Linked DNA regions of Homo sapiens: region 1 is linked to region 2. A link is a contact called in ENCODE Hi-C data. All regions are on one chromosome and are shown on one strand. The core of a region is the stretch at or near the end of the contact, and the rest is flanking DNA. Distances in the headings are between cores, read along the strand shown. Region 1 overlaps PSMA8 (proteasome 20S subunit alpha 8). Region 2 holds the start of KCTD1 (potassium channel tetramerization domain containing 1).

Region 1 (7,311 bases), core at 4,193-6,692, 360 kb before region 2:
AAAACTCCAACTCATAGTGACTTAAAGAACAAGAAATCGTTTTTTCTCACAGATGAAAGTATAAACCTGCTCCAGACACAGTGTGTTTAACAACACAACGATGTTCTCATGTATCTAGATTTTTCCTGTCCCTCCACTCTGCAACTTTGAATATTGGCTTCATCCTAAAGTTAGTGTGTTCTAGTAAGGTTGATTCCTCTCATGACCACCAGAGGCAATCAGAATGATTTATTTTCCTGTTAACCTTTTATAGGAGAGGGAGAACTTCCCTAACTCTGGAATGTAAGTCCTTCCCTTCAATCTGATTGGAAGACTGAAGACATCCTTAGAACAGTCTCTAGAAGATTCTGTTTGCTGGTTGGCTAATGTTAAGCACTGATATAGAATGGATGTTTGGGGAATCAACCATAATGTATTCTCTAGGAAGTTTTTCAAATGTCTTCAGAGTCTGAAATTGCTTAATTGAAAATTATTTTAAAATAGACTTGCGTCTGGTTTTAAACCAGTTTTGCCAAATTTCAATGTATATAGAAATAGTTTCAATTTTGTTTCTTTACAGAGTTTTAATTTGTGGATCTTGAATAACTTATTTGTTTTCATTTTTAATGGACTCCACATGAAAATATTACAAATCCTATTGCATTCTCAATTTTGATAAATCTTTGTGTGGGATACAGTTCAGTGAAGTGATCAAAAATGGAGCTCTGGATGGGCATGGTGGCTCATGCCTGTAATCCCAGCCCTTTGGGAGACCGAGTGGGTGGATCACGAGGTCAGGAGTTCAAGATCAGCCTGGCCAACATAGTGAAACCCCGTCTCTACTAAAAATACACACACAAAAAAAAATTAGCTGGGTGTGTTGGAGGGCACCTGTAGTCCCAGCTACTTGGGAGGCTGAGGCAGGAGAATCACTTGAACCTGGGAGGCAGAGGTTGCAGTGAGCTGAGATCACGCCACTGCACTCTAGCCTGGGCAACACAGGGAGACTCTGTCTCAAAAAAAAAAAAAAAAAAAAAAAAAAAAACGCAAAGTGAGGCTCTAGAGCTACCCTAGTTCAAATTCCAGCTCTACCATTTCCCAGTGTAAACAAATTACTTCTCTGTTTCTGTTTTCTTATCTGTGGATTAATAGCCTTTCCACATATGGTTATGATGAGTACTGTATTATTAAATTAGAAAAACACATAAGATATAAGAAATTTACTGAGTAGTGTAAACCTTTATTATTTGATGCCTCTACCCCTTATTCTTAAGCTGATTTTAGAGGTGGACTGGTTTTCTAGTTATTCTCTGACCTATCCTTGGCAATTCCAGTTGTATCTAAGTTACTAAGAAGTAAATAGTATTTACTAAATATGAAAAACATAAAATCTCTTAATTTTACATATGTACTTCTTAAATCACTGACTATGTGCTGAAATTTTAACACTTTGACAGGAAATAGCTTGACTTAAGGTATATAAGTAGACTTCTACAACTTCAGTTTCTGGCATTATGCTGGATTAGATAATATAAAAACTCTTCTGCTGTAAAACATGAGGACAATTCTAGATGAAATATAACTAGTTTTTTAAAGACATAGCTGAGCTTCTGCAAGAACTAAAAGAAAATCCCCAGGAACCAAAAATGAATACTACACTGAAAGCCAGAGGTAAACATTTGGATTAAACTGCCCTGGAGAAGGATACTTGTCTCCCTAGCCTAGGAAGTTAGATATAAACACCTACTTGGGGCCAGGAATCAGTAGAAAGGTAGAACTTAAAACATTTTCTCATTTAATGCCAGGATTCTTCCATGAAAGGATGGACCAGGCTGGGCACCGTGGTTCATGCCTGTAATCCCAGCACTTTGGGAGGCCAAGGCGGCCAGATCACCTGAGGTCAGCAGTTTGAGATTAGCCTGGCCAACATGGTGAAAACCCATCTCTACTAAAAATACAAAAAATTAGCCGGGTGTGATGGTGTGCGCCTGTTGTCCCAGCTACTCAGGGGGCTGAGGCAGGAGAATCACTTGAGCCTAGGGTGGCAGAGGTCGTAGTGAGCTGAGATCATGCCACTGCACTCCAGCCTGGGCGACAGAGCAAGAGTCTGCTTCAAAAAAAGTGAGGTCTGAGCAGTGGCTCACACCTGTAATACCAGCATTTGGGGAGACTGAGGCAGGAGGATAAGTTCTTACTTATCAATAATAACATTGAATGTAAGTGGACTAAACTCTCCAATCAAAAGATATAGAATGACTGAATGGATTTAAAAAAAAAGACCCAATGATCTGTTGACTACGAAAAACATACTTCACCTATAAAGACAAACATAGACTGAAAAAAAGAGATGGAAAAAGATATTTCATGCCAATAGAAACCAAAAAAGAGCCAGAGTCACTATACTTATATCAGACAAAATAGATTTCAAGGCAAAAACTATAAGAAGAGACAAAAAAGGTCACTATATAATGATAAAGGGGTCAGTTCAGCAAGAAGATATAACAGTCTTAAATATATATGCACCCAACACTGTAGAACCTAGATATGTAAAGTAAACATTATTAGAGCTAAAAAAAACCAGATAGATTCCAATACAATAATAGCTAGAGTCTTCAACACCCCATTTTCAGCATTGGACAGATCTTCCAGACAGAAAATCAGCAAAGAAACATCAGACTTAAACTGCACTGTAGACCAAATGTATCTAATAGATATTTACAGAACATTTCATCCAACAGCTGCAGAATATGCATTATTCTCCTCAGCATATGGACCATTTTCAAGGATAGACCATATTTAGGTCACAAAATAAGCCTTAAAATATTCAAAAAATTGAAATAATATCAAGCATCATCTCTGACCACAGTGGAAAAAAAAAACTAGAAATCAGTAACTAGAGGAATTTTGGAAACTATACGAATACATGGAAATTAAACAATATGCTCCTGAATGACCAGTGAGTCAATGAAGAAATTAAGAAAAAAATTGAAAATTTTCTTGAAACAAGTGATAATGAAAACCTAACATATCAAAACATATGGAATACAGTGAAAGCATTACAAAGAAGGAGGTTTATAGCTATAAGTGCCCACATCAAAAAAGGACACCAAAAAAAAAAAAAATAGAAAGGTGTTCCATGTTCATGGATTGGAAGAATCAATGTTTTTAAAATGTCCATACTACCCAAAGTAATCTACAGATTCAATGCAATCCCTGCCAAAATACCAATGATATTCTTCACAGAAATATAAAAAAAAATCATAAAATCTATATAAAAACCTCAAAAGACCCAGAAGAGCCAAAGCTGCCCTAAGCAAAAAGGACAAAACTGAAGGAATCATATTGCCTGACTTCAAATTATGCTACAGAGCTATGGTAACCAAAGCAGCATGGTTCTGGCATAAAGACAGACACATAGATTAATTAAACAAAATGGAGATCCCAGAAACAAATCCACATATATATAGTGAACTCATTTTCGACAGAGGTGCTAAGAACATACACTGGGAAAAAGTTTCTTCAATAAAGGATGCTGGGAAAACTGGATATCCATATGCAGAAGAATGAAACTAAACCCCTATCTCTCACCATATATAAAAAATCAAAAAAGAATAGATTAAAGACTTAAGCCTGTGACCTCAATCTATAAAACTACTACAAAAACATTGGAGAAAATCCCCAGGACATTGGTCTGCGCAAAATATTCTTGAGTAGTACCCTACAAACACAGGCAACCAAAGCAAAAATGGACAAATAGGATCACATCAAGTTAAAGAACTTCTGCACAGCAAAGGAAACAATCAACAAAGTGAGGTGACAGCCCACAGAATGGGAGAAAATATTTGCAAATTTACCCTTCTGACAAGGGTTTAATAACCAGAATGTATAAGGAGCTCAGACAACTCTATAAGAGAAAAAACAATAATCTGATCAAAAAATGGGTGAAGGATTTGAATTTGTATGTCTTCTTTTCTCAAAAGAAGACATACAAATGGCAAACAGGCATATAAAAAGGTGCTTGGGCTGAGCTCTTGCTTGTAATCCCAGCACTTTGGGAGGCCAAGGCGGGAGGATCACTTGAGCCTAGGAGTTTCAGACCAGCCTGGACAACACAGTGAGACCTTGTCTCTACAAATATAATAATTTAAAAATTAGCCTGATGTGGTGGTGTGCTCCTGTGGTCCCAGCTACTTGGGAAGCTGAGGTGGGAGGATCACTTGAACCTGGGAGGTCAAGGCTGCAGTGAGCCATGATTGTGCCACTGTACTCCATCCTGGGCAACAGAGCAAGACCCCATCTCCAAAAAAAAGGTGATCAACATCATTGATCATCAGAGAAATGCAAATCAAAACTACAATAAAATATCATCTCACCCCAGTTAAAATGGCTTATATCTAATAGACAAGCTACAGCAAATGCTGGTGAGGATATGGAGAAAAGGGAACCCTCATACACTGTTGGTGGGAATGTAAATTAGTACAACCACCATGAAGAATAGTTTGGAGATTCCTCAAAAAACATAAAATAAAAGTACATATGGTCCAGCAATCCCACTACTGGGTGTATACCCAAAAGAAAGGAAATCAGTATATTGAAGAAATAGCTGCACTCCCATGTTAATTGCAGAACTGTTCACAATAGCCAAGATTTGGAAGCAACCTTAGGGTCCATCAACAGATGAATGTACGAAGACAATGTGATACTTACACACAATGAAGTACTGTTCTGCCCCCAAAAAAATAATGAGATACTGTCATTTGTAATAACATGGATGGAACTGGAGATCATTATGTTAAATAAGGCAGGCATGGAAAGACAGACATTGCATGTTTTTACTCATTTGTGGAATCTAAAAATCAAAACAATTGAACTCATGGAGATACAGAGTAGAAGGATGGTTACTAGAGGCTGGGAAGGGTAGTGGGGGGCAGGGGCAGGTGGGGATGGTTAATAGGTACAAAAAAATAGAATTTATAAGACCTAGTATTTGATAACACAACAGGGTAACTATAGTCAATAACAATTTAATTGTACATTTTAAGATAACTAAAAGAGTATAATTGGATTTTTTGTAACACAAAGGATAAATGCTTGAGGGGATGGATACCCCATTCTCCATGATGTGGTTATTATGCATCACATGCCTGTATCAAAATATCTCATGTACCCCATAATATATATACCTACTATGTACTCATAAAAATTAAAAATAATTTTTTGAAAAGGCTTCTTGAGGCTGGGCGCAGTGGCTCATGCCTGTAATCCCAGCATTTTGGGAGGCCGAGACAGGCAAATCGATTGAGCCCAGGAGTTTGAGACCAGCCTGGGCAACATGGCGAAACCCCGTCTCTACAAAAAATACAAAAGTTAGCTGGGCATGGTGGTTCACATCTGTAGCCCCAGCTACTCCGGTTGCTGAGGCGGTAGGATGGCTTGAGCCCAGGAGGCAGAGGTTGCAGTGAGCTGTGATCATGCCGCTGTGCTTCAGCTGTAGGCAGCAGAGCAAGACCCGGTCTCAAAAAGGAAAAAGAAAGTGAAAGACACTTTTTCAAAGGAGGAAATTATTTCTTCCCCAAGTAATACCACATCACTTTATTCAGGTTTGTATTGTAATGATCTATTTATATGCCAGTTTTTTTCCACTAAACTGTGGACTCCTTAATAGCAGGTAAGAATTATATTCTTCCACTTTCAGAGCCCATGGAACTCCTAGTAATTGCTTGATGGGTAAATTCATTTCATAAAACGTTCAAATAATATATTTTATGTAGATTATTGACAAATACAGATTTTGTGACACACATCTTTATAGGTGAAATGGAAAGAGTTCTGGAGTTGAAATAAGAATCAGAGACCTAATCTTTAATCCTTCTTTAATCTTTGGCCAAATATAATTTAGCTTTGTGAATCTATGTTTTCTTATATGTAAATTCTAGTGATGGACTAATAGCTAAAATCCTTTACATCTCTAATATCTTTGAAAATTTGCCTTTCCATAAAGTTGATCATTCATTTATCAATTTAATAGATACCTCTTTTCAGTATTAAGATCATTATATTTAGATTTTTGTATATAAATGTATTAACTTCACTGAAGTTAATAATTGCTGTCTTGGCCAGGCACGGTGGCTCAGGCCTGTAATCCCAGCACTTTGGGAGGCTGAGGCGGGCAGATCACTTGAGGTCAGGAGTTCAAGACCAGCCTGGCCAACATGGCAAAACCCTGTCTGTACTGAAAATGCAAATCTCTCTACTAAAAATAACAAAAATCAGTCAGGCGTGGTAGCACACACCTGTAGTCCCAGCTACTGAGGAGACTGAGGTGGGAGAATCGCTTGAACCCGGCAGCAGAGGTTGCAATCACATCACTGCAGTCCAGCCTGGGCGACAGGGTGAGACCCTGTCTGAAAAAAAAAGAAAAAGAAAATGGCAGCCTGGTCTCGAACCCCTGACCTCAACTGATCCACCCACCTCGGCCTCCCAAAGTGCTGGGATTACAGGCCTGAGTCACCAGGTTTGGCCAATAATTGCTGTCTTATAGCCGCAAGCATGTAACCTTGGATCTACTTGTGAACAGTACAACAGAAAATCAAACTACACTGCAAATTCTTAGAAAAATAAAACCTTTTTTGCTTTCTACTTAGACATAAAGTAGCATAAATTATCTTTTCCCATTTCATTTCGCTATTCTATAAACTGATCAAATTATTAAACCCTATCAGAGAATCACACAGTAGGGTGCAGTTGGGAGAGTTAAATAATGAGTCTTTGTTCATGAATAAAATTAAGCCTCGCATTAAAATGTTTTTGGAGTTATATGCACATATAGGATATATAACGCAATATCACCTTTTGTCCTGCTTTCTTTTTTAGCACAGTGATAGTAGAAATGTCAGAGATCTGGTTTTGCCCATAATTGTTATTGCTCTTAGACCTCTTGAAATGCTTCATTGTATATTTGAAGTTACAAAATATAAAGTTGTACATAGAAAGTATAAATTTATTAAATATTGGAATTCTTCATATTGTATTTACATATTATTCGTATAACTGACATTTGATCTTTAAATTTTTTTCTCTTTTCAGATGTTTAGTGCAAAAGAAGTTGAATTATATGTAACTGAAATAGAAAAGGAAAAGGAAGAAGCAGAGAAGAAAAAATCAAAGAAATCTGTCTAATTCTTAGGATGACCACTGGGAGGTCTTAATGTTTTGTTTTATTGTACTGCCTGAGGTTGTTTAGTGAAATTTTAGAGGAAAACAGTTATTTTGCAGCATTACATGCAGTACTTGTGTGATGTTTTGAGAATGCCAGATCTGTGGCTGTCTTCA
Region 2 (7,072 bases), core at 2,324-4,823:
AACTGATTTATTTTACTCAGGTAAATAAAAGATAATGACTGAAAGACTGCATTCCTTAGAACAAAACAAAACCAATGAAACGAAACCCTCTTATATTTTGTGGTTCTTTACGTCACAATTCTATATTACACTGGTGTCAAGAAACCAGCAGACAGATGCCAGTAGACAAATGGTTTCATTGTTATCCCAAGGCCATGCACGCCTTAATAAACTTTCTTAGACTTTTAACTCTTAATTAATCAGGTGCTATTCTAAATTAGGGCATTTCAAGGGTTTTTACTGTATCAGAAGAATATGAACATTTATTTTTGCTTTCAAAGAAAAAGCAAACCCTAAATTCTCCTCTCCATTCTTAAAATTCACTAACACAACCTGTCAGAAATAGACTACACACCTGAAGTACAGAAGACACATAGCCTACAGGTCTTGTGTATTTTAGAGAACTTTGGTGTTTATATTACCACTCGCAGCCCCTTTCTCAGTTGGCCTTGAGGCTTGCCCATTAGCTGGTAAACGTTTGAAAGGGTCAGTGTGTCCAGAACTGGAATTTCCACTTTGGAAAAAGCACAGAGGTACCTGACATATGTTCCTGGAGGGCCTGCACTATACCTTCAGACCTGCAAAATTCCTACTTCTGCTTGATGGCAGGCAGGTCAAAGTTGTAAAACCTCCAGTGGGTACTCCTGCCTGCAGAATAGAACACAGTGTCCAAAGACCCCTGGTTTCTGACTCCTAGACTAGAGAGTGTCCAAAACATGAATATAACTTTAATAATACTCACGAAAATACTACCTTGGGGAAAATAAGGAAAGAAGAATCTAACACTAGAGGCCCCAGTCTCGACCCAGAATTTGGCACTGCTTAGACTTAAATCATGTTAGGGTGGAAATAGTTTCTTCCTCTTTGATGAGGATAGTGAAGCCAAGGAGAAGTGAAGTGATTTGTCCATGCTGACTCAGCTGCTGGGATAGCACTCTTACTCTAATTATCTACTTCGTAGGTATTATCTGCCCCCTAGATAGTGAGCTCCGTGGGGCTAGGGGGAGACAGCAATGTTTCAGTGCCCACAGTGCTGGGCACCACAGGCCCATACTCCAATTTGTAGCCTGACTGGAATTGCAGATACCACGTTCCCACTTTAGTTTATGGAAATTGCACCCCACACTGCCAGTTTACATTCAACTACATGTTACAGTATAAACTGGCACTCAACTGCCTGGCTCTCCACTCTCCACCCCTTTTCTTTAAAAAAAAAAAAAAAAGCTACAGGAAGTGGGATTGGCACGTTTTCTTTTCAATAATTTATAACTGTTTTTCTACCTTCTAAGGTCATGGCGAATACGTAATAGAGTCTTTTAAGGGTTACTTGATTCAAATATGTCTTAAGTAACTGCTTCCTTTACATTTACAGTGTTCTCGCAGTCTTTGCCTTATAAAACTCATGCATTCAATGAAGAGCGGCTGCAAGAGTGAGCTAATCCTTTTGTTCGGCGAACTTTGAAGTTTTTCGCCTTACTGCACAGCAGTGATTTGTTAGGTAGCATGCCCTCTCTCACATCTTTTAAGGTTAGGTGTAAAGTTTCCCAAAAAGCACCAAGAGAGTTAACTTCTAAGGGTGAAACGAAATCCGATTCAGTACATTACCTACTTTTTAAAACTTCCCCCCTACCCAGAGCTGCATTAGCACAAAAGTTAGTCCCGAAGTGGTACCAAAGAAACATTTCATGCATAGAGTTTGGTTTGGTTACCTGGGTGGGGGAAACAATAGCAGGTGAAACTATTGTGGGAGAATTGGTGCTTCTGTGCCCATTGGCTTCTGGAAGAAGAGGCAGGGGGTCGTGTTTCACGGAAACCACCACCACCGCATCCACAGGCTCCGAGGGGCGGATACAAAGTCTTTTGGGGGAAGTGGGGCCGCAGATTTCCCCCGACCCGAACACAGACTCGTACAGGGCGCGCTTGGGCGCAGCCTCGGATTTCACGTCGGGCCCGACCTGGCTGTCTTTGGGGAGGATGTAAGTGTTCCCCAGCGAGGGCGGCTGGGGGCGGTGGTGGTGGGAGGGATGGGTGGGGGGGTGGTGGGAGTGGTGCCGTGCCGCCCCGTTCAGAGCCTCGGCGTAGCAGCCCTGCGGGGCGGGCGAGCCCAGCTTGGTGCCAATGCCCGCGATGCTGTTGAGCGTGGCGATGGAGACGGCGCCGATGCAGTGGTTGGTGTAGGTCTTGGAGAGCTTGGCCGCCTTGGAGAGCATCTGCATCCGAGTGCCTAGCAAGTTCTTGCCGATGGCTTTGTTCTCGTACCAGGTCACATCGCCCTCGCTGCAGTGGTCCCGGGGCCGCTGGAAGAACGCCTTGCAGAGAGGGTTGCGTTTCGACAGGTACTTGACGAAGCTGGCGTAGGGGCAGAACTCGGTGCCCGTCTCATACATGCGGGGCAAGTTCTCCTCGTCGCTGCTCTCGGCGCGCTTCTTGCTCCACGACGACGAGCGCGACTTGTGGTAGGGCCCGAGGGACTTGAAGTAGACGAACTTGCGACCGTCCTCGTCCATGGCCAGCCCAAAAGAGTCCTCCTCCAACTCACGCTGGTTCTCGCGGCCGCGGGTACAGAAGTACATGCACGTCTCGAACCAGACCTTGTTGAGCAGCCCGAAGGGCGTGTTGGTGCTGAAGACGCTGGAGGTGTACAGCTTGCGCAGGTCGGCGCGCGTGATGGCTTGCTTCTGCACCACCGGCCCGGCGCCCTGCTCCTCGAGCTTGCGGATGACCGCGGCCAGCGTCAGGTTGGCGCTGCGCAGCTCGGGGTCCTTGGTGAGGTCGAGCGTGCGGCAGTACGGGGGCTCATTGAGGTAGCGGTTGAGGGAGCTGCGGATGCTGATGAGCGACGACTTGCTGTAGAGCTGGCCGCTTTTGGAGCGGGCCTCGGCATAGAAGGAGCGCAGCACGCGGCACAGCGCCCCCTTGTCCATGGTCTCGAAGTCCGGGCTCTGCGCCTTCTCGCTCAGGTACTCCCGGAAGATGCGCACGGCGTAGCGGGTGGCCAGCCGGGTGTTCTCGCTCAGCCGGGCCCGCTCGGGGCGCTGCAGCACGTCGGGGTCCAGCTCGGAGCCGTCCCCGGGCGGCCCACCGCGGGCCCGGGGCGCCAGCAGTCGCGGCGGCGCCTCGGGCTCCAGCGCGGCGCTCTGGTCCATATTGATCATATGGACCGGCTCGGGCTCCAGCTCCTCCCCGGCCGAGTCCTCGGGCTCCAGGGGCTCGTCCCAGTCCAGCCCCATCTCCTCCTCTTCCTCCTCCTCCTCGTCCTCCTCCAGCCCCCCACCTCCGTCCTCCTCCTCCTCCTCGTCCCCCGTTATCTGCACCTCCTGGATCTCGTCCTCCTCCTCCTCTTCCTCCTCCTCCTCGCCCGCGCTGCAGTAGTGCGGACGGCTGTGGCGGCGGCCGCGGCCCCCCGCGCCGCGCTCGCCCTCGCCCCGCTCCCCATTGTTCTCGGCGGCGGCGGCGGCAGCGCTGGCGCTGCCGCCCGCGCTGGTGTTACAGTCCCCGCTGCCAGGCATTCTCGCCATATTGCCGTCTCTCTGCCAGTCCTCGGGCAGGGCGCATGCGCTATATTGGACCGCAGCGCTGAGAGCTTTTGTGTTTAATGACCTTCAGCTACCGGGAGGCAAAGCCGGGCTCTTAAAGGAGCCGCGCTCCAATTGTCATTCCCGAGCGCAGCTCCGGAGGGGCAGCGGCGCGCAGGGGATGGAGGGGAGGGGGGAGGGGGGGACAAGTTAGACCGGAGAGATAGGGTAAAGGACGGAGGCTGACCAGACCTTCTTCCTCCCCCACCCGGCTCCCACTTCTAAGAAAACTTTGAAGGAAAAAAAAAAGGAAAGGGAGGGAGAGCTGTCGGTGGGGGCGAAACACTCCCAACTTACCCTCTGGCGGAGAATTGCGCGGGCCCGGGCGGGAGAGAGGGAGGGCCGGCGAGAGGGCGGGACGGTCTCGTTTCTCTAAGTAATGCCCGAGGAGCAGTGCCCCTTCCACTGCCCCCTCATTGCCCCCCGGAGCCGGGGGGTCGGGGCGGCGGCTGCGCCGGGCGGGCCGCGGGTGCTGCCGCGGGAAACCCGTGTCTGGGGCCGCCCGGAGCGGAGCGGAGCAGGCAGGTTAATGAGCAGGGTGGAGGAGGCACGGCGAGGCCCCGCACCCTCTCGGCGCCCGCGGCCAGGGCGCAGCGGGCGAGGCTTGGGAGCGGGATGGGGCTGGCGGCGGCGGCGGCTCCCCCACCTACTTGCTGGCGGCGAGGCGCGGGGGCCTGGGGCCAGCCGCGCGGCTCCCAACTCCCTTTCCGACTCTTGCAAAGGAGCGAAACACGCCCCACGTCAGCCACATCCCTTTCGACTTTTCCAACAGCCACATTTAAGCTGTCATTAAAGACCTGGGGCGCTCCCCGTAGGTCTGGGGCAAGTCCGCGCCGGTCCAGCCAGCCCCGGGAAGGAGCGAGGCAGAGAAGACTGGGAGGGGCCGGTGGGAGGGGAGACGAGGGAAGAGGCGCTTGGGACCCCAGGGGCCACAGGGACCCTTCCCCACCCGCCCAGGGCGCCGCCCTCCCTGCCCCTGAGCAAAGTGACACAACTCCCTCGGGCGAGGCGCTCCACCAAGCTGGAGCTGAAGTCTCCCTAAGGCCCATCGGGCAGGCGGAAAAAGCGAACTTGTGTCTCGGCCGACCCTGCCGCAGCCACAATTCGGCAATTCGGATCCGGAGCGCACTCTCACTCAAAGTTTGCCAACCGCCATTCGTTCGCCCTCCGGGCTGCGCTGCCTCAGGCGCGCGGGGGCGGGCACCTCGGAAACTGGAAAAGCAGCCAAAGAGCTCGCCGGGTCTCGCTTTCCCATAGGAGACACTGCCCCACTTCCAGCCAAACGCCCGCCCCCGGCGCGCCCAGGCTCCGGGCGCGTCCTTGCGTCGCCGCCTCCCGCTCTCCCGGCCCAGGGGCAGCTTCCCAGAGCCGCCGGGGACCTCGGCTGTTCTCTTAGGAGGCACAGCCCAGGCCACTCTCGGAGCTCGTGCTGCATCCTAACTTTCACCTTCTCCCGCAGCCCGTGTGTACCCTGGCGCGCGGGCCAGCTGCGAGTCCCTGGGGTGAGGGGACACGAGGGAGTCAGGTCCCCAGCAGTGCGCCCCGGTGCCAGGCCGTCCTGCTGGGAGGCAGCCTCGCCTGCTCCTCGGGTGCGTCCTCGAATTTACCTCCAAGTCCGAATTCTCGGCAGTTAGGCTGTGAGAGTTATGTCAACTGCCTGTTTCCCCCTTCCCTGGCCCTCCTGTCTTGCTCTCAAGGGAAGCATTTTACGCATCAATTGAAACCCATCCATCAATTTGCATTTTTTTTTTTTAAGAAAGAATGAAAGACCAGGTCTCAGGGCAGTGTGGGCTTCTGAGTGGGAGTTGACGATGTCTTTTTCTGCAGCGAACGCTGCTGGTCCTCCGCGTGCCTGCCCGGCCCTGGACGCCACCCGAGCTTCGGGGAAACCGCGCCAGGTGTGAAACAAGTTAGAGCAAGTCCCTGCCTCGCGGGCCGCCTCCGGCTCCTTAGGGAAACACAAGACACACAGACACACACACACACACACACACACACACACACACACACACCACGCTCTCATCCGCCCGGCTCTCCGCGGAGAACCGTCCGGGAATCGTCCCCGAGGTGCGGCGCGGGAGGTGGCCGGCTTTGTTCACAATGCACTGCCCGCCGCACCCGCCCTGGACACGTGCAGAAAGGCGTGCTCGTTTCTCCGAGGCTGCGGTGAGCAGCTAAGTTAGTTGCACACTGGGACCCCCACATACGAGCTGGCACACACTAGTCACACACGGCTAATTCCAGAGGGCTGGCCCTTTGTCCTGGGACGCTCCCAGGTTTTCGGGCCGCGGTGCGGAGAACTCAGGTGGGTGCCCGGCAAGTTACCTACCAGGGGCTGTTCCCCCGCGACCCTCGCCATAAGCGCAGGGACCCGGGGGCCGCGCTGGCTCCGGGCTGCGCTCCTGGCTTGGCAGGGGACCAGGCCCACGCTGCAGCCTGGGAGCGGAGCCGCCCCCCAGGTCTCCCCACCTCTGCGGGCGGCGGGGTCCACCCCCCTCCCACCAGCTCCCCTCCCTACTGGGCGAGCTGCTTTGAATTGCTCGCAGTTTGCCGGAGGCGGTGTGCTGGGTTGGACGCTCCGGGAAACAAAGCAACCCAAAACAGCTCCCAGTTGACGTCAACTTATTTCCAGAAAAGAAAATAGTTTTGTGCTCCCAGGACAAAATATCCCCCAGGGCAGGTCTCTACTGGCAAAAGTCAGGGGAAGGAGGTGGGGTGTAGCAGAACCGAAAAACCCCAAGCGCAAATAACTTTTTAACGGACTTGGAAAAGCAGCAGTTTTGGGTGCTGCTTGGACAGTTTGCAAACAACGGGCAGGACCCGCGCTTAAATTCGATATGAAAAACGCACCTTGGAAAGTATGCCTTGGCCTGATTATCGGGCAACTGTGGATCTGCTTCGTTGCACCAGCTCCGGAAAGGCTACCAAAATGATCTGCCCGTAGGATACTTCATTAAATACTGGAAAAGAAGACGTCTTTGGGCTACTATCTATAGGAGTCACGGGAAGAACACCCAGAAAAACAGATATATACCCTGCTTCCCCTCGACCAAAAGAAAAAAAAAAGTTGCTTAATTTTTAAAACCCAATAACACAAAATTACAGTGGAGTTCATAAAGTAGTTCAATTCCAAGTTTAATAAATGATCCCTTAAAAACATCCTGTGGTTCCATACACTCAATTCCAAAATGAAAGAATCAAAAAAGCTTTCTTCTTATTATTTCTGTAGAGGCAATATTGGTTGTCGTTCTGCCTATCAGGCAGCATCCAATTCCTCTACTTGACCTCTCCATATCATGAAGTCCGTTCAGACTACCACCTTGACAATCGAAGCTGCCGGTCACCCCTTTGAAAGGATGCTTTTTATTTCTTGTGCAGGATACATGACTTCTTTATAATCCCAGTACTATAGGGAACATTTATTGCAATTATTTAACTGTCAGAACTCTCTAAACTAT

Evidence for each region. A loop is a pair of places that touch in the nucleus more often than their neighbours do. Pooled maps may share reads with other maps.
Region 1: a loop to region 2 is called in a pooled map, with 5 times the contacts of the local background. The contact joins the enhancer-like site here to the promoter of KCTD1 in region 2. A Hi-C loop is called at or near these places in 3 of 37 single-sample maps with no recorded cell type and 3 of 50 pooled maps.

The regions. Positions count from the first base shown.
Region 1 is chr18:26,185,254-26,192,564 of GRCh38, forward strand. PSMA8 (proteasome 20S subunit alpha 8) reads left to right here. Exons shown (of 7, transcript NM_001025096.2): 7 at 7,066-7,311. The coding sequence ends at 7,158. Among named protein-coding and RNA genes, the nearest start is that of TAF4B, 38 kb to the right of the region's middle. RefSeq lists enhancers at 5,505-5,614, 6,323-6,402. Within about 2 kb of position 5,443, at least 7 of the 41 ENCODE cell types and tissues checked have a DNase peak (open chromatin) inside an H3K27ac peak, as active enhancers do.
Region 2 is chr18:26,544,980-26,552,051 of GRCh38, forward strand. It overlaps KCTD1 (potassium channel tetramerization domain containing 1), which reads right to left and starts at 3,574. Exons shown (of 5, transcript NM_001142730.3): 1 at 1,749-3,574. The coding sequence starts at 3,557. LOC124904273 (a long non-coding RNA gene) reads left to right here and starts at 1,881. Exons shown (of 2, transcript XR_007066321.1): 1 at 1,881-2,015. RefSeq lists enhancers at 1,893-2,877, 2,716-2,765, 2,786-2,875, 3,506-3,800, 3,866-4,507 and 2 more and silencers at 3,056-3,165, 3,186-3,295, 3,406-3,465, 4,056-4,285, 4,376-4,505 and 3 more.